Regions from separate parts of the Mus musculus genome. Here region 1 is linked to region 2. The links are chromatin loops, found by intact Hi-C in ENCODE. Cell type or tissue: left cerebral cortex. All regions are shown on one strand. Links, peaks and the distances in the headings refer to the core of each region. The heading gives the core; the rest is flanking DNA.

The links. Hi-C counts contacts between places; a loop is a spot of excess contacts. Peaks named below come from ENCODE experiments on the same cell type or tissue, not always from the same donor. Only the 100,000 strongest peaks of a DNase experiment are listed, where the experiment ranks them.
Region 1: it touches region 2 in a loop (10-fold over the local background); 14 of 42 quality-filtered maps call a loop at or near these places.

Annotation. Positions count from the first base shown.
Region 1 is chr2:155,377,914-155,387,808 of GRCm38, reverse strand. It overlaps Trp53inp2 (transformation related protein 53 inducible nuclear protein 2), which reads right to left and starts at 5,953. Exons shown (of 4, transcript NM_178111.3): 1 at 5,792-5,953; 2 at 2,345-2,519; 3 at 1,640-1,928; 4 at 1-1,269. The coding sequence starts at 2,468. The coding sequence ends at 1,017. In left cerebral cortex, for the core only: CTCF peaks have their summits at 2,535 (motif pointing right) and 4,455; DNase peaks (open chromatin) are centred at 5,630, 6,030, 6,497, 7,142 and 4 more places; H3K4me3 peaks cover 3,008 bases; H3K27ac peaks cover 3,301 bases.
Region 2 is chr2:155,272,510-155,282,404 of GRCm38, reverse strand. Map1lc3a (microtubule-associated protein 1 light chain 3 alpha) reads right to left here and starts at 6,041. Exons shown (of 4, transcript NM_025735.3): 1 at 5,759-6,041; 2 at 5,392-5,447; 3 at 5,201-5,307; 4 at 4,332-4,930. The coding sequence starts at 5,798. The coding sequence ends at 4,768. It overlaps Pigu (phosphatidylinositol glycan anchor biosynthesis, class U), which reads left to right. Exons shown (of 12, transcript NM_001004721.1): 12 at 3,756-4,153. The coding sequence ends at 3,869. In left cerebral cortex, for the core only: a CTCF peak has its summit at 5,699; DNase peaks (open chromatin) are centred at 3,853, 4,588, 5,344 and 6,028; H3K4me3 peaks cover 2,144 bases; H3K27ac peaks cover 1,531 bases.

The DNA of each region.
Region 1 (9,895 bases), core at 866-8,865, 110 kb before region 2:
AATTCTAGCACCTTGGGCATATGAACAGAGATGGTCAGGATGATGGGGCCTTACCCAGCTTCTACTCCTGGGGTGGCATGACAAGGTAAGGTGACAAGGTACAAGCCCTTCGGACTCCAGACTCACAGGGACAGGGGTGGGTAGGGGTTACTCCTGAAGGACAAATTTCAGGGAGGGGGGAACCCTGGAAGGCAGGATTATAGGAAAAGGAAATGGGGGCAGACTCCAGGCTCAGGCCTAAGACCAGGGCTTAGCTACTCTGACCAAGCACAATACCAGCTCCCAAGATGCCCTGCTCCCTGCTACTTCTCAACCCACCTGTCCCCATCTGCGGCCCCCACTAGGCTGCCTGTTTCCCTCCATTCCCTTCACCTTATCTAACTTACAACTCACTCTCCTCTTCCACATACTTAAACTTTCTAGGCCTAAGCAGCAATAAGGAGCCCAGCCCCCAGGGCAGAGAAAGGGGGAAAACTGAAATCAAAACCCATGCCTGATCCCTGACTACAGGATGAGGACAATGGCCCAGGCCTGGCAGGTTGCACCTGCAGGATTGGGAGGGAATTGCCAGGAATGAAAAAAAGGGAACAAGAGTGGGAGCGATCCCAAACAGAAGAGTAAGTCTTGGAAAGTAGGAGCTGAAGCGGAGAAGGTGCCAAGTCAGGGTCTTAGGAATCGGGTGGGCTAAGAGGGAAAAGGTGAAGGGGCGAGAGACAAGAATAGAGGTCCTAAAAAGAAGCATGGGAGAGTGGGTGTGGGGAGTGTGAGGGTGGAGAATCAGACACTGAGAAAGGAGGGAGGATGACCCAGGATGAGAGAGGTTAATAGGTGAGTTAGACTATAAACAGGGAAGTAGAGGGCCATCACCCCACCTCAAAACTTAGGAAGGAGGGAGGTTGTAGTATCCAGATGGAGGCGGGTGGACCCCCCAACACCCTCGAGCAGCACACTGGCTGCTGCAGAGGAGGCGGATGGGACCAGGAGTCGGCGAGGGATTCGCGGTGCAGCAGGGGCGCTCAGTAGTTGAACTGGCGCTGGCACGGCTGGTAAATAAAGCTGCCCTGGTGCTTGGGCCGGCGCGAACGGCTCTCCCGGGCGCGATTCTGCCGTTGCAACACTTTAGCACTCAATGTGTGGCGCTCAGCCCGCTGTCGGGCTCTCTGCAGCCTCCGCACCTGGCCAGCCTTCTCCAGCAGCACAGCTCGAGCGGGCATAGGAGCAGCTGCGTGGTGCAAGGCCCTGGGTTCCCGGAGGGCAGGCGCCAGCTCTCTGCAGAAACAGAGTACAACTCTGTCAGAGAGGGAAGAGATCAGGGTTGGCATCCCACACCCTATTTCTGCGGGGCAGACCACTGAGGGGTACAAATTCTTCCTTTAATCACAATTAGAGTTGTGATTAAGCACCTGGCACAGGTAACTAGGCAGAACAGGGAAAAAACCCTGACCCCCCAATACAAGTCCTACTCTGATTCTGTCTGGCAGATCAGGCTGGTCCCTCCCAATCCTCTGAGCCAGGGCTCTCCCAAGCCCCACCTTAGCCACAAGACCACGCCTCTTTTCCTTCAGCCCTTTATCCCAAGGACACGCCCCTGCTAGTCTCCTAGACCCTAGCCTCCAGTCTCCACCCTCAACCCACTCACCCATCGCTGAGGTCCTGATCAGGCAAGGCAGCTTCAGGGTGAGGGGAAGGTGGCCCAGACTCCAGCACTATGGTGCTGCCGGTGACATAAACGGACATGCTGGGATGCTCAATGAGGAGGTCCTCCAGCGGATTGCTCTGGAGGCGGGCAGGCCCAAGGCCGGGCCCCTCTGCAGTAAAACAGGCGGGAGGGGTAACAAACCAGCTCTCATCCATCAAGGAGGGCGCGGGTGGAGGGCGGCCTGCAGGAGCAGGCGAGGCCCCGGGGTCGGGAGGAGCTGTATAGCTGTCTATAGGGTGTGGGAATGGGAAGCCATGCAGAGGAGAGGGAGCAGCAGGGTGGGACACACATACACACACACACATATGCCAGACACATGGGATGGGGAGAGAAAGGGCATCGTTAGTCAGACCTGCACCTCTATCCATCGTGCCCAGAGAGCACCTGAAGGCCAGGATCCTTAGCCCACCGCCCTAGGTGTCCCAGGTGTGTGCCCCAACAAATGGCAGGAGCCAGAGCTTTCAAGAGAAGGGTCTGTGTTACCTCACCTCTGGGCTCACGGCTTCTACTTTAATTTTTCCAGTAGGCCTAGGGGGACTCCAACATCCAAATAGCCCTCTTCCCCTCTATATTGCAACACCTCCTGTCCTCATTATGCTCATAGACTAGGGAATCAAGAGTGCTGGATCCTGACTCAAGCCTCACCCTGTAGGTCGATGATGAGCCAGCCATCCACTTCATCCTCCTCAGAGACAAAGGCCCCCGGACAGTTGGAGTCTTCAGGAGGCGCAGGGGTGTTGAAGAAAAGGCTGGTGAAGCGCTGGAACATGGTCAGCGGGTGAAGCAACCTCAAGGGGGCGCCCTATGGCAGTTTAAAGCCCTGAGAAGCATAGAAAGACATTAGTAGAAGCACGAACTAAAGTCAGCCCTTCAGTTGGTAGCTGGAGACAAGGCTATAGCCCCTAGCTGCCAGAGCAGTAATAGCAGAGAAGCTCTTGGTGTGTGTGCTTTTCTGCATTCAGTGGGTGTTCCTGTATGCACTTAGAAAGGTGCTGGGTCTTTGTTTTCTCATCTGTCAAATGACAATCGTAATAAGACTTAAATGAGGAAACACTTAATGACATGTTTAGAACAGTGCCTGAGCACACAGTAAACATTCAATAAGCTAATAAACTTGGTGTTATGACAGGGTGCTTTGGGGATATGGAAGAAGTGATATATATGACCAAGCTTTGCCAGGGTAAGTCTCTAGAGGAAGATAACAGCCAACCTGGGCTTTGAGGAGTAAATAGGAATTTTCCATTAAGGGAAAAAAATTGTTCTTATTACCATCATCATAATTAATATTCCTGTGTCAGTAACATACAACACTATACTAAGAAACCTGGTCCATTTTTCCTTATATCCTCACAGTGTGTGAAAGGGCAAGCCTGGAATCTTAGGACTTAGGGGCTAGAGGCAAGAGGACAAGAGTTCAAAGACATGAAGACCTCCTGTCTATTATCCTAGCACTTAGAAGGTAGAGGCAGGGGGATCAGAGTCCAAGTCCTGCTTAGGCTACATAGTGAGTTAAAGGCCAGTCTGAACTACATGGGGCCCTACCTAAAAAAAAAAAAAAAAAAAAAAAAAATAGTTCCTGGCTACATAAGATCCTGTCAAAGGGACTGAAAAGGAGTGGGAGGAAGAGAAAAAATTTTTTCTGATAGAGAGATAAATAAAACAAAGCCCAGAGAGCTGGAGAGATGGTTCAGTAGTCAAGAGCACCGACTGTTCTTCCAGAGGTCCTGAGTTCAATTCCCAGCAACCACATGGTGGCTCACAACCAGCTGTGATGGGATCGGATGCTCTCTTCTGGTGTGGCTGAAGACAACAACAGTGTACTCACATACATTTAATTAATTAATTTTTTTAAAAGGCCCAGCGAAATAAGATAACTACCTAAAGTCTCACAGCTAGTGAAAGACACAGGTAGTATTTGAACCTAATAGCATCCGTAATCACTACAGTTCTACAATCTTTTTTTTTTTTTTTTTTTTTTTGGGTTTTTCGAGACAGGGTTTCTCTGTGTAGCCCTGGCTGTCCTGGAACTCACTTTGTAGACCAGGCTGGCCTCGAATTCAGAAATCCGCCTGCCTCTGCCTCCCGAGTGCTGGGATTAAAGGCGAGTGCCACCACGCCCGGCTCAGTTCTACAATCTTACCATGAGATTGGGCAACCCTCAGATGAGGAGGACCTGTGCCTACAGGTCTGCCCCACTACTCTAACTCCCCTTTCCCCTAGACTCTTGTTCAAACTCAGCATCACTAGCCAAGAGAAAGAATCCTGTCCAGTGAGACCACATGTCAGTGATAGACAGTGGAAGAAGGAAGCTGTCAGATCCAGGGATCCCTTGAGGATAAACACAAGCTTTGGACCAAGATCCAAGCCTTCAAACCCAAGCCTCCTTCCCTGGACCAAGACAACAAGTCTCCTGTTTTAGGGATGGTGATATCAAATTGGGAACATGAATCTACCCAATAAAGCTATAGCTTAGTGGTGGTGTGGCAATGCAGAATACATACAATCAGAAAAACCTCAACAGGTAATATCCAAAAATATAATACACAGGAAACAGGGAAATCAGACACAGGCCCTGGTCTCTGGTCCCTGTAGATCTCTGGTCCCTGGCATCAAACTTTTGCATGCATTTCCCAGGGTTCACACTGTGCACCAGTCCCTGCAATGAGCCTTTTCAACTGTTGACATGTCAAGTGAGAAGCTCCCTGGTGGAGATCATACAGAAGTGAGTGACAGCCAGGAGAGATGGTAGCAACCAGCCAGCTATGACTGCCCCCCTCCTTTGACCACTAGGAGAGCCTCCTGGGTTTTCTTTCCTAGCCTGCTGGCTTCCTGGTTCTCAGATTCCTGGCTCTGCTCCAGGAAGAACCATTCCCTTAATACTACAGAGGCTGTGCCTAGAATAGCACTGGAGGCCTAAGCCAACCCTAGCCCAGGCCATTCTTGAGCGACCCTCAACCTGGGAAGGACTCCAGATCTACTTACTTGGAAAGTAAGAGACATCCTTCTGTCACTCTGGAAGCAGCCTCAGGAAACAGCATAAGCTCTGCATCACTAATGCCAGGGAAGGGTCTGGTTCTCCCAGCTGACAGCTCTGATGGGAGGCCCACAGAGGGAACTCCCAACTCCCTCTCAACAACATCTGCCCTGGAGACACCTGGAGGCAGGCAACTAGTGACTCACCTTTCTGTGGTCAAAACAGCTGGGAGACGGCCATTTATTGGGTTTTGAAGTAGAAAGAAGGCAGAGGAGGTCAGGGCCTTGTAAGAGACCCAATTTTCAGAGACCTCCTGGGAAAATGTCCAGGATCATGAAGACTGAAGCATCCCATCAAATTGTGGTTGGTGCTGAACCCAAGATAGGGTCCTCAGTAGATGTATGTAAGCATGTAGCTTATACTTCAGCTAAGGAATCTACCACTTAGTGAGTGTGATTCTAATTGGCTGAGATCTCCAGTAAACTACGTCTCTCTGAGTCTCAGTTTCCTCTTCCGTGAAGTGGGGCTTAAGACCCTCAATATTTGTAGGCTGAAAATGACATCAACTCAGGCTCTGCACACATGTCAGGGATTAGAAGGATGTTATTATGTTAGGGGGCGGAGCCTGAAGACAGAGGGGATCCGCTACCATCTGGTAGTGTCTCCAGGACCTGGAGTCTGAAGCTCCATCTACTTACCGCCCTCTCAACTTAAATCGAGCTTTGCTGTCCTACCCTCTCTCAGGTCACAAGGAAAAAACAAATGAGAGGCCTGACCCCAGTCCCTAGATTAGCCCAGGAAACCGCCGAGTCCCTTCGGATCCCGCTTGTCTTTCAGCGTCTCTTCAACCCTCGGCCGGCTGGGCACGACATAGCGCCCACCGGGTCACCAGAGGACAAGCACCCATGCAAGCCTGGAAGGCGGGGCTGGCCTTGGTGACGTCTCAATGTCATATGCAAATAAAGCAACGTCATGGCCTACCGGCTTGGAGCAACCAATAGGGAGCCAAGAACGCAGCTCCGGCTGCCGCCGGCGGAGACAGACAAAGAACGGGAGAGGGGGGCGCAGGGCGTGTCCTGGGGGTGCCCGGAGCCCCCAGCCCGGAGGTCGGGACTCACCTGGGGCCGCTGCAGCAACCGCTGCGCTGAGGTAGTTGTGCGGCCGGGCGTCCCCGGGTCGCCGGTGCTCACAACTGGAGCCGCATACCGGGGACGGGCCGAGAGACGGCGGGGCTCCCGAACGGACGCCCGGAGCTGCTGCGGCCGCTGCGCCCGGGCTCAGGGCACAAATCCGAACGCTTCAACAGCTGATTGTGACGTCACAAAGGGGCCCGCCCGCTCGCGTCAGCGGCCGTCGGGACGGCAGCCAATCACAGGCGCCGAATGCTCTTTCCCCGCCCCTCCGCGGTTTGCCAGCGGGTGGCTGTAGCCCGGGAGCTGCTCTCGGAGCCTCTGTCTGAGTGGAGGTGACGGCCCGAATTCCCTGCCCCCAGTTACCCACAGACCTCACACTGAAAGCGACCCCCCAATTCTTCCTCAAGAATCCCACCTCGCTGCTTTTTCCGCACACATCCCTGCTCCCTCACTTGCCCCAGAGCTCCGCACATCCCTTCTCCTGCATCTTAGGTGCAGGACACCCACCCCACCCACCCCCGCCGCGCTCCATCTGTAAGTCCCTTTTACCCTCCTTGTCCTTTTACCCCACTTCTCTACACTGCCCTACTTGCCTGCTCTCCCTCCTCTATGTTTTTTGTTTTCCCCGCTCCTTTTTACGGTGGGCTTGAGCGGACCTTGCCCCTTCCGCGGTTACAAAGGAGCACCTGCGAGTGTTAGAGAATTGATGGGGCTGACAGGAAATCTGGCCAGCGTAGGACTTGGAAAGAAATTGCTCTAAGCTGAATAAACATTGACCTGGAGACAGCTCGGCTTAGAACGTTTACATACCTTATTTAGTCCACGTTGCTACCGGAACAGGTCAGGGGGGAAAGAGTGACAGACAGGGCAGGGATTGTTAGTCCTGATTTACATGTGGAGAAACTGAGATTACATGTACCTGCCTTTCATCTCACCACTTGGTAGATAGAAATGGGTTCAAGAGTTTGAAAGGCAGCTTGAGCTACAGGAGACTCCGAGGGAGGGGAGGGAAAGAAGAAGGGGCACCTACGGTTGCTTCTTCCAGACTGCCAGCTGACACTGAACACTTACCATATGCCAAGCACTGTGCTGCCTTTTAATCTTTACAATAAACCCAAAAGGTAGGTAGCATCCTCCTTTTACAGTTAAAGAAACAGACCAGGAGAATCTAAGCAACTTTCCGAGGTAATTAAGGAATAGTCCTTGGCAGAGCCAGGAGTTTAACTCACAGGTACTAGCCTTGACTCTGATCACACCCTACACCAGAGGGACTGAACTCCAGGGTTCTAAAGGGAAACCTGGCTTCCAGTCCTGTGTCTCAACCTGTGTGATTTCAAGTTAAATCCTTACTATTCTGGGCCTTAGTTTATCTGTCACGCTGCCATGGATATTCACATTTAGAACTGACAGGGTTTTCCAGACCCGTCATCCTCCAAGACTCTGCCAGGTTTGTGCTCCAGGCCCCAGCTCTTGCAATGGCCTGTGAAATACTTAGGGGATTTCCATGGCTAGAGCGTCTGGGTCTCTGGAACAGAGTTGGGAGATGAGGTTCGGAGGGTTGCCCATCTGGCCAGCAGGAGCTAGTTCAGAGCTTCATGCTCTGGTGGTTTCAAGAACCCTGCCCCAGCCTGGTCAGAAAGCCATTAGGAAGGACTGAACCCTGCCCGGCAGAGGAGACAGCCAGAAAATAATACCCAGAGGCTTGAGGGGAGGTGATTAGCACAGTGCTCCTTACACTAGGGTTTCCAGGGTGCCCTCATTTGTGCAAACCTGAGCCTCTGCCTAGCACAGCCACTTCCCACTAATCCCAGACCCTCCCTTGACCTCCTTGCTGACAAACTAATCCCTAACGTGTCCCTCCTGTTACACCCCTTGTTTGCTCTAAAACTGTATATTCTCACAAAGCCCCACAGTCCCAACAACTATTGATGGCTCTTCACAACCCAGGCCGGCTTCTTGCCAGCAGCTTCTCCTTTCCTCTCAGTGTACCCTGTGCTAGCAAACGTCCTTTGTCTTTTCAAAACTCGCTCGTCCCCATGAGTTTGTTTAAGCTCTCTCTGTCCAGATTGCCTTCTCTGAGCCTTTCTAACATTCTTTCCTGTCTTCAAAATTAGACTAGTATTTCCCAGGAGAGGCCACTCTTGTCCTACCCGTGTGACAGTAATGACTTTAATGGACAGTCTCATTTGTTTTTTCAATAAATGGAAGTAGTTGAGTATGTTACTTGCACTTGTACTTCTACCTGCCCAGTGTCTGGGAACAGCCTGGGCTACATTGTGAGCCAGAGCACACATGCTCTGTGAATGTGTGTGTGTGTGAGAGAGAGAGAGAGACAGAGACAGAGACAGAGACAGAGAGACAGACAGAGAGACAGACAGACAGACAGACAGACAGACAGAGAGACAGAGAGACAGTTTCACCATGTCTGGCTGGCTTGGAACTTGCTATGTAGATCAGGCTAGCCTGGTTTCACAGCTAACCACCTGCCTCTGCCTCCCAAGCATTGGGATTAAAGACATGTGCTACCATATTCAGAGAGACCCAATTAAAAATAAAACATCTGACTGGATGGGCTGGAGAGAGGGCTCGAGCAGTTAAGAGCACTGGCTATTCTTCCAGGGACCGACTGGGAGTTCAATTTCTAGTACCCACATGGTGGCTCATGACTGTCTAAAATGGGGTCCAATACCCTCTACTGGTATGCAGACAAACATGCAGACAAATCACCCAGACACGTTCAGTAACTTTTTAAAGATTGGCTGGAGAACTGGCTCAGCAGTTAAGAGTGCTGAGTAGTCTTCCAGGAGACCCACGCTTGACTCCCAGCATCCACATGGCAGCCTATAACCATTTAACTCCCAGGGAAGCTGATGACTATTTTCCTGATCTCTCCGGACACCAGGCACGCATGTGGTGCACACTCATGCATGTATGCAAGCAAAACATCTATACACTTTAAAATAACTAAAAAATACTTTTATACACCTCATTCAAAATATTTTTTAAAAATCTGGAGCTGGGCAGTGGTGGTTTCTTAACAAGTGAATGATTGACATCCCAAAGATAGGGTCTTTGTCCACATATTTTCCCAATCAGGATATATGTCATATTTGACATATAGGGGATTTTGATCAAAGGCTTAGTCACTGTAGCCTAAAGCCCACCGAGAGAGTCTGGCATAGGAGTCTCCCCATGGGCCAAAGTTCTGGTTCCCAAAATCTAGAGACTAGGGCTCTTGGCATACCCTCTGGTACCCTAATTGACCTGTATTCTGTTCCCAATATTGGCTGTACCCAATGTTCAAACTGCTAAGCCAAATTCCAGTCTACTTGGGACTCTAGCCTGGGTCTGGCAGCTATCGAAAGGGGGTTGGGGCTCGGGCTTTAGTGGTATAGCAGAAGCCCCAATGCATGATGCCCTAGCTTTAATCCCCAGTACTGCCAAAATAAACATACAAATAAAAAGGAGCTGAAGAGAGGGCAGGAGAAATGGCTCAGTGGTTAAGAACACTGACTGGTTTTCCAGAGGTCCTGAGTTCAATTCCCAGCAACCACATGGTGGCTCACAGCCATCTGCAATGGCATCCAAGATCCTCTTCTGGTGTGTCTGAAGATAGTGACAGTGTACTCGCATATATAAATTAAATAATTCTTTTTAAAAAGAGGTGGGGAGCTGAAGAGATGGCTCATTGATTGACAGCACCTAGAAAGGGGAGAGCTGAAGAGATTGGTTGAAAGCACTTGTTCCTTTTTTCAAAGGACCCAAGTTTGGCTCCCAGTACCCACTCAGTGACTCAGAACCATTTGTAACTCCAGCTTCAGGATATATGACTCCCCCTCCTGACCTCCATTGGCATCAGGCATGCATGTTGGTATGCAGACATACATGCAGACAAAACACCTATACTTGTAAAATAAATCTCGAAAAACATATCATGCTATGAGCCTTCCCTGAAATTTCATATCCAATCAGACAATCCATGGATGTATATGAAGCTATCTGTGAACAAATATCACAAATGTGTAGATGGGTTTACACCCTTGGAACAAGCAAGTGCTCATGTCTGTCTAACCTAACTCATTCCTATGC
Region 2 (9,895 bases), core at 1,366-9,365:
CCTCCCAAGTGCTGGGATTAAAGGCGTGCGCCACCACGCCCAGCTACTTTCATTTTATACACAAGGAAAATGAAATTTAAAGAACAGGAAATCAATTACTGACTTTTGCTTTTCCCTCCCCAACTCGCTCCTCTTCAGAATAGGCAAGGGGCTGTGGGTTTGGAGCTGGTGAGCAGGGTCAGTCGGAGCACCTCTGGGGAAATGGCCTTCCTCCTTGTAGTCTTATTTGTTTTTTGTTTGCTAAGACAGGGTTTCTGTGTAGCTCTGGCTGTCCTGGAACTTGCTCTGTAGGTCAGGCTGGCCTTGAACTCACAGACATCCGCCTGCCTCTGCCTCTTGAGTGCTGAGATGAAAGGTGTGCACCACTATGCCTGACTCTCTTTGCAGTCTTAATGGAAAGCCCCAGGCCCAGGTTTTCCTCTGAAGAGCCAAGCTCCATCCTAGCATTCCATCTTTCCCCTGTGGCCACAACAGCCACCTAGACCTTCGACACTCAAGGTTGTGTGTCCAAATGAGCAAGGCCCTATCTACACTTCTCTCTTACACAAATCCTGGAACATTGAACACCCAGGTGCCCACTACAGAGACCCTAGCAGTAACACTCAGCAGTACTTTCTTGGTTACAAAAGCTATCACTTAAGCCATCTTTTTTTTATTTTATTGTTATTCTGGGGTTTTACCTAACTATTTTGGTCTTTTGAGTCTCATGTAGACCAGGTGCCTCTCAGGTGCTCAGCATGCTCTGCTCCTCTGTTTGTTTGTAAACATCTTTTGTGGAGGTGGGACATGTGCATGCCACGGCATGCATGTAGACAGAGGACAGCTTGTAGGAATCAGTTCTCTCCTACCACCATGTGGGTTCTAGGAATAAACTCAGGTCATCAGACTTGGAGCAGGTGCCTTAACCCTCTGAGCCATCACCAACTCATCCTGGATTATTTTTTTAAATTACTACTGATTGAAATGTAGATATCATTATATTTCCTTCTAAATGTCAGCTTTTACATCATTAAGTAGAGTTAAATATTTACTTACTAGACTGAGAATATTCTCTTAAACACTCTGGTAGATTGCTTGCTTAGCATGCAGAAAGCTGTGGATTCCATCTCCAATGCCGCATAAAAAAGGATTTGTGGCACACACACATACTTGTAACCCCAGCATTTGGGAAGTAGAAGCAGATTCAGAAGTTTAAGGAGATTCTCTGATATGAAGTTGAAGGCCAACATGGGTTTCAAGAGATTGTTTCAAAACAAAACAAGCCGGGTGTAGTGGCACACACCTTTAATCCCTGCACTTGGAGTGCAGAGGCTGGAGGGTTTCTTTGGTCTATACAAAGAGTTACGAGACAGCTAGGGCTACACAGAAAGACTGTTTCAAAACAAAACAAACAACAAAACACAAAACCAAAAACCCAACAACAAAGACAATTGTGTTGTTCTGTTTCTCTAGATAACCTTTACATTTTAGAATTGTTTTGGCGTCACAAAAGGTTGCAGAGTGTACAGTGAGGTGCTGTATAGTCAGTCCACTCTTGTTTTCTTCGTGGTTAGCATCTTAAGTTTCATAGAATTTTTGTTATACTAACAACCCTCCCGGGATATTACCGTTAACGGAATAGGAGGCTTCACTGGGACTTAACATTTTCAGTCATGGCCTCTTCCAGAACTAACCTACAGAACCATGTTATACTTGGTCGTGTCTCCCAGTGTCCTCTGCTCTGTGTCGTCTTTATTTCTCATAACTTTGAAAGGCTTATGGAACACTAGGCAGGTCCCCTCGCTCAGTGAGGTTAGTCTGATGTTTGTTCTGAGATTGACACTTGTGCTTTTTGTTTTTCAAGAATCCCCGGGGTTCTGGAGAAATGGCTCAGCAGTTAAGAATACTTGCTGCTATTGCAAGTGTTACCCATCCCTGTAACCACTTCAGACATTTCCCAGGGCCCCCTGCTTTCAAACCCTCTCCTGTGCCAGGGGGAACTTTTCAAACCACAAATCTGATCATGTTACTACTTGACCTGAGTTCTCCCAAAAGCTTCTCAGGCTTCAGACTCTTCTGAGCTCTGTGACCCTGCACCTGGTCCTGCCATCCATTACATCATCTCCCCGCACTGCCCCTCTCACCACAGGATCTCTGGTGTTCCCACTGCCTGGAACATTTCCCCCTAGTCGGTACCTAACTCCCCTTCATCTGCAGTAGGCTCACTTTCTCCAGATTAGGTCCTGACCCCTTAACCTCTCTGATGACAAACTCATTCCAACTGTAACTTCCCATTCAACTGTGTGGCACTTGGTGGGAATGTCGCTTCTGCTAAGGATGATCCTGAGTGCTTCTGCCACTGTGGCATTTACCTGCCCCAACTCAGTCTGACCACAGAATCAAAGGAGCCAACAATCTCAGTTTGCTGTCACCCTAAATAGAGTCCCAGAGAGGAACAGGGTTCGTCTATTTGCACACTTGACCCCAAAGTCCACAACCCTATTCAGCCCAACATGCCTAAGACTGGAGTAACTGAAGCTGGCAGGGGAGTGCCCTGCCTTACCAAAGGAGGGCAGGCACAGTATTGGACATACCAGTTCTCAAAAGTTTATAGGCTCCAAGAGGACTAGCACCAACCACCTCTTAGTTCACACAGGAAGACTAAGGCCTAGAACATGGCAGGCACTTAGTGAGAGGGAGACAGATCAGAGGTTGACCTAAACCAAAGATGTAGGTCTTCCAGTCCTGTCCTGGGCAGCTGTATACTTTTCTGAAGATAGGAGAGCAGCTAAGAAGACCTTGGAGGGGCCAAAATCAGATAGTCTCTGGACTCATTCCTGCCATTCTCTCACTGGAGGGCTAATGGCCTATTTACAAATAGGGAAACTGAGGCTGGAGGCATTCAATTAGTTGGACCAGAGCCATACCTGGAAGGCTGGACTTGGATATACACCCTTAAATGTGTGACGTCCCAAGAGCCCACCCACAAAAGGACACAGGGCCCTGTAGCATATCAGCAAGTGACCAGGCAGCTGTTGGTCAGCCTGGCTCAGGCAGTAGATAGTGACCTTGAACCCTGAGGTCTCCTCACCCAGACCCTGTGTCGGGGTGGGTGAGGGGCACATGCAGAATCAGAATTCACAACTCATCGCGGTGATGAGCTGGCCAGGTCATAGGAAGGAAAATCCTACCAGTCACATCCAGAAATAACTTTTTTAACAGGTGAGTAATGTTGGCAGTAGCTTGATAGTGGTGGTACATGCCTTCTTCAGTCCCAGTGCTCGGGAGACAGAGGCAGTCGGATCTTGTGAGACTGAGATCTGCCTGCTTCTGTCTTCCAAGTGCTGGGATTAAAGGTTTGTACCACCATCACCTGACAAACTGTTTCCAAGGTAGAGTTCCTGGGCTGCCTGTTATGGGAGAAATGGGCAATTTTGTGTTCTGAGTTCCTGGATAGATGGTTTCTCTAGGGAAGGCTAGATGGGGAGTGCCTGTGGGCAGCGGCAAGGTGCACGCACCACTGTAAGAACACGGGTCTGGACTCTCACGTATGAAAGTATAAAGCAGGAAAAGGGAACAGAAGGCAGGATACAAACAGCTGCCAGATGACCGGTAAGATCGTTCAGGGCCAGGAGCGTGCCAAGAGGGAAGGAGGTCCCTAGGCAGAATTATAGATTGGGAGATGCCAGGCAGGCACTAACCTGCCTGTCTAACCTGGCAAAGGGTAGCATTCAGTAAGGTGCCTTGTGGCTTCTCACACTCTCTTTCCTTGCCAGATCCTGCTCATCTCTGACTACTTCTATGCCTTCCTGCGGCGGGAGTATTACCTCACACACGGCCTCTACTTGACTGCCAAGGACGGCACTGAGGCCATGCTTGTGCTCAAGTAGCCCTGGCTGGCACAGCGCTGCATGGACAAGAGGGGGAAGGGCCAGAAGCTGGGCCAGGTCCCTCATCCAGAGTTGCCAGCAGGCGCGTCCTCAGGCAGAAGAAGTTCAAGTCCAGGGTCACAAATCTCTGGCACCAAAGGGGACTCATAGCTGGCAACAAGGCCCATGGGGAGAAGCTAGGAGCACCCCACTTGGACCCCCACTTTGTGACTGTGCACAGAAAGGAAGCAGCCGGTGAGCAGGGCTTTATAGGTTGTGACTACTTAATAAATGTGTGGATCTTTTTTTTTTCATTGTTGTTCTGATGACATGTATTCCTGGAGTGGAGTGAGCTTGGCCCCCTAATACTACGTGCTATCCTGTACTAAGGAGTGGGTTTCTGGGAACACGCGTCTGTCTCTGTGTGTGAACACAGTCACCTAGCAGCCCTCCCTGCTCCCAAACAAGCAGCTGGAGGCAAAGGGCCAGGCAGGCCTGAGCAGTCTTTATTCTTTCTGCAGAGGAAATGACCACAGATCCATACACCGAGTCAGGACAAGGGGAGCCAGCCTTTCAGGGGTGGGGCAGGTCCTGGCAGGAGGCAAAGCCTCAGGTGGATGAGGGGCAAGATGGGCAGACAGGCAAGGGCCTAACAAAATGACAAACCCCACAGAGCAGGGATGCTGCTCCCCACCCACTCCCAACCCAGCCAGCACCCAAAAGAGCAACCCGAACATGACTGGCCCAGGACCTACCCAGGATGTGGTAGGCTGGCTGGTGGCCCCTACCTGGGGGGGGGAGTGGGTGTCACATCTCTGCCTAATCCACTGGGGACTGAAATAGCTTAGTTTAGGAGCCAGGACCTCCCTGGGGAGAACCTGACCAGAACTCCCAGCCACCCCCCTCCCCTCCTCTTGACTCAGAAGCCGAAGGTTTCTTGGGAGGCGTAGACCATGTAGAGGAATCCGTCTTCATCCTTCTCCTGTTCATAGATGTCAGCGATGGGTGTGGAGACGCTCACCATGCTGTGCTGGTTGACCAGCAGGAAGAAGGCCTGCGTGGGGTTGAGTTGCAGGCGGCGCCTGTGGAGGCAGGCAGGCATGCCAGGTGAGGAGGCTGCCTGCTGGAGGCCTAGGTGACCCTCCCAAAATGTTACTGAACCTTCACTTTCGGTCCATCTCAGCCAGAGGCTCTCACCTCTACTGAAGCTCGTCCCAACCCCGACCTTGGTCTTTTCCAGCCTCCTAGAACAGGGGCCCGGTGTCCCAAATCAGTCCCCTCGCCCCACTCCATCCCTTCTTGTGGAACCTGACCCTGCCCCACCCAAGGCCTGTAGGAGGCTGCCCACGCACCGGATGATCTTGACCAACTCGCTCATGTTAACATGGTCTGGGACCAGAAACTTGGTCTTATCCAGGACAGGCAGCTGCTTCTCACCCTTGTAGCGCTCGATGATCACCTGGAGTGGAGTGGGCGGGGGACTCGTAAGCCAAGGGCGGGACCTGGCAGGGCAGGGCGTGGCTGGGGGGTGCTAGAGACTCACCGGGATCTTACTGGGGTGCTGGTCGCGGATCTGCTGCACCTCCTTACAGCGGTCGGCTGCGGACAGAGCTCTGTGTGAGGCCCAGCGGTGCTGAGGCCTCCCGCGACTCCGCCTCGCTGATCCCCGAGGGGCGGCTCCCGGCCCGCCCCGCCCCAGCGCCCGCCCCCGGGGCCGTCGGCCCCGCAGCCCTCCACCGGGGGGACGCGGTAGGGAGGCGGGCGACCCTGCCAGGCCTTGCGGCCTCTCCACCCGGGGTCCGGCCGGCCGGTGCCTGACGTCATGGGGCTGACGTCACCTGCGGCAATCGGGGTCGACTGGCACCCCCATCCCTCGATCCCCGATGGCAGTTCGCCCCCCAGGGCCTCACCGAAGCTGCGCCGCTGCTTGAAAGGCCGGTCGGAGGGCATCGCGCGGGCCCGGCGGGGCGCGCAGCCGGGGCTCCGGGGTGCGCGGCTCAGAGATGCGTCTGCGGTTCGGCGCGCCGGGGGCTCCGGGGCTCGAGCTCAAGGGCTGCGGGGCTCGCGCTGAGCCTGGCGGTGGCGGCTGCGGGAGGTAACTCGCCTGGGTGACGTCAGGTCACAACATTCCTTAAAGGGGAGGCCGGCGCGCCGCTCCCATTGGGCCGACGGAAAACCCGCCTGCCTGGACCTGTGACGCCACGGCGCAGACAGCCCGGATTCCCGGCGCAGGTCGTAAGGAGGCGGAGCTCCAGGGCGCGTCACAGTTCTGTGACGTCACGATGGCAAGCTCCTCTCTTTGGCGCCACAGACTCAGAAGCCAGGCATTTGTCGCCTCCATCCAGTCTCTCGACGCTGCGGAGTAGTTCACCGCACCTTCATCGAGTTTAGCATTCGAGAAGGAAGGTGGAGCGGGGAGAGGATGGAACACCCAGAGTTTTAAAATTTTTAATGTGTCTGTAAGTGTATGCCCGCGGATGCAGAACATAGCATCGGATTTCCTTAGGCTGGAGTTAATCGCACTGCTGGGAATCAAGCTTAGGTCCTCTGAAATAATAGCAAGGGCTCTTAATTGTCGAACCATTGCTCCAGACCCCCCACCCAGGCTTTCAAAGAATTCTGGAACAACCATAGAAAGCATAGATTTCCAGAGTGAGGTTGGTTAATAGGTGGTTTAGATAAAGCAGGAGAGAATCGCTGAATGGGGGGGCTATATCAGAAGTGGTTAACCATGAGATGGAGAACATTCGGAACTGACAACACGCGAAGTCAGATTTTACAGGTAGAGCCCCTTGGTAGGATAGAAAGAAGTATGGTCTGGGAATGTTACCGAGGGTCAGGGTAGGATACTTGCCTAGCAGATGGAAGGCTTAAGTTCAGTATCTCAGGTTTTGCGGGAGGTGGAGGGGATAGAGGGACTGGACGGACACGGAGAGGCGGCCCCTTGAAGAACTTTAAAAATCGATTGAAAGCCAGAATCAATGCCAGATGTAGCTGGCTCTCATTTGTAGTCCTAGCTCTATGGGAGTTTGAGGCAGGAGGATGGGCTAGAGTTGAAGTAAGGAAGAAAAAAGATAAAACAAAAGAATTTACAAAGGACCATTGTTTGAAAAAAAAAGTTAGTTTGTACTTCAGAAACATACAGCTCAAAGGGAAGAAATTTGATGGGAACCAAGTTAACAGATGCACGCTTGAGTAATTCTAAACAACTGCTTATGGACAGAAATGGTAGTGATTGGTACAAAAACAAGCTGCTAAGGTAACAAGAATTCAGCTGAGATTGCCTTAAAGAGGCTGGGTGGCGGTGCCTCCTTAACCCCAGCTCTGTGGGCAGAGACGGGATGGTCTCTTGAGTTCAAGGCCAGCCTGGTCTAGATAGTGAGACCTTGTGTTTTGGGTTTTGTTTTGCTTTTTAAATGTCTTAGGGAGCTGGATTTGTTTGGAAAGATATTATTGTCTGCTTGGTCAGGTAGGGTGCTTGCCCGCAAGCATGAGGATGTGGGTTCAATTTTCGGAATATGTTAGATCCTAGAGGCTCCACCTACAAAGGGATTCAACCAGGCCTTATATCCCATCTCTACCTTCTCCAGGCAGCTCAATGCCTGGTATGTGGCAGCCCCAAATTAGGGTGGGGCGGTAGGATTACTTCCCTAAATTATGACCTTAAGTCCTATTTAGTGCCTTCACTAACCTTAGACACCTTCCCCTACAAGAAAATCTGTTAGTGCAAGGATTAGCCTTTGTTTTGAGGTTTCTGCAATGTTCTGGCTTCCCTTTCAGCAAGTGACAGGATTACTAAATCTGTCTCAGGACATCTCTCTACTGAATCCGAGAAGAATTTTTTTTAATATTTTAAATATTAAAATATTTTCTGTCTATGGTGGTAGAAGAACAACTTCCACACAGCAAATAGATAAATGTAAAAAAAAAAAAAAAAAAGACACAGCAGGAAAGATCATTAAGAGAATAGAAATGGGGCTGGAGAGATGGCTCAGGGGTTAAGAGCACTGACTCCTCTTCTAGAGGTCCTGAGTTCAAATCCCAGCAACCACATGGTGACTCGCAACCATCAGGAATAAGATCGGATGCCCTCTTATGGTGTGTCTGAAGACAGCTACAGGGTACTCACATATACAAAATAAATAAATAAGTAAATCCTTTAAAAAAGAGAGAGAGAATAGAAATGTAAAATATGGTTTTAAATACTGAAAGGGTGGGTAGTGAAGGGCTCTGAACCATGGGAGCCAGAAGCGGATCATGTAGGAACGTAAATAGGAAGGTAAATAGCACAGACCTGGAGGAGTCTCGTACTCACCTATAAAAACGCCACATCCTTGGGGTGCGGCTCAGTGGGTAGAGTACATGCCTCCCATGCAGGACACCCTAGGTTTGATCTCAGCTTCACATAGATTGGACATGGTGGCACATGCCTGTCATCCCAAATTTTAGGACTCGCCAAGAAAAGTAAGAAGAAGGAAGGCCATAGTGTTTACAAGAGGCCACAGAGGAACAATGTATCATATATGTGTAAAATGGCAAAGTGAGACCCATGTCTTTGTGTTGTAAGTAAAAAGTTAATAAAAACGTAAAATGTAGGCCAGTGAGATGACTCTAGGTGCGAGTTCATTCCTGACAACTGTGTGGTGAAAGGAGAGAGCCAGTTTCTGCAGATTGCTCTCTGACCCTCAGACTTGTAAATACAAACCTTACAAGTAAATGTTTAAAAAACAAAACAAAAAAAGTACCAGATGTGTACCGAGAAAACCAAAAGAAGACGCTCATGGAAAATTCACACAAAATAGACTGTAAGGCTAAGGTCACGCGTCATTAAAGGATCAAGAGAGTCCCTTCAAGGTGGTGGCGCACACCTTTAATCCCAGCACTTGGGAGGCAGAGACAGGCGGATTTCTGAGTTGGAGGCCAGCCTGGTCTACAGAGTGAGTTCCAGGACAGCCAGGGCTACTCAGAGAAACCCTGTCTCAAAAAACAACAACAACAAAAAAAAAGGAGAGTCCCTTCTAAGTGATGAAATTATTCTCTAGGAAGAGATCATTTTGAACTTCTCTATTCTGAGTTTATGAAAGGCTGAGCTGGCTGTTGCGGTGAATGCCTATAATCCTAGCATTTGGGAGGTAGAGGCAGGGGGAGGATTGAAATTCAAGGTCAGTCTGGTTAATAGGAGCCCTTATCTCAAAATAAGAAAAATGCTTTTGGTAGGCTGAGCATGGTGACACAACAGTAATCCCAGAACTCTGGAGACTAAGATCAGAGGATCCTGTGACTTCAAGGCTAACCTGGTCTACAGACCCAAATCCTGTCTCAATACATAGGACTCACTTAAATATCTTGTTATAACATAATAGACTCTTACAGTCAAATAGGGAGCCGACATCGGCAAACTTCATTAGAACTGACAAGGACTAAAGGTGTAGTCACAGGTGTGCCCTGGTCCCTGGCTGCTCCTCAGTTGTGCAGCATTGTGAGGGCAGCTTTAGCTTGCATGGCACAGCATACCGCAGCGTTGTTTGGTTTTTGACATACTTGCCCTGAGGGCCCCAATTTGCCCTTGGTACAGAGCTATGTCTCAGAGTGGACAGCCTCATAAGCAGTGTCACAGGAGATTGAGTGTTCTCGCAGCCAGTCAGGGAGCTGGAAGAACCGGGTCGGCTGTGGCCTTGGGGGAAGTGGTTACACCTGTCTCTTGTCATCTACCTGACACCAGTGTGCTGCTTCCCTTTGTCCTCTTAAACCCTTGGTCCCTGGGCCACCCCATCTACCCAGAATTCAATAGCTTGGCCTCAAGCTTGGGAAGTGAAATGTCTTATGGATGCCTTAAATTTGACTTACCCAGAACAAACTTAACACCACCCAAAATGTACTCCAAACTTCAGTCATTCATTCCTGTTTGCTCCCGTGGCACATCTTCAAATCCTGTTGCTCAGACTTCTGAGCTATTTCTGTAATCCGACAGAGGTGACTTTAGCTCCACCTCTACCCCCTGGGCTTGAGCCACCACTATCACAGAGAGATCCACCCACCTCTGCCTC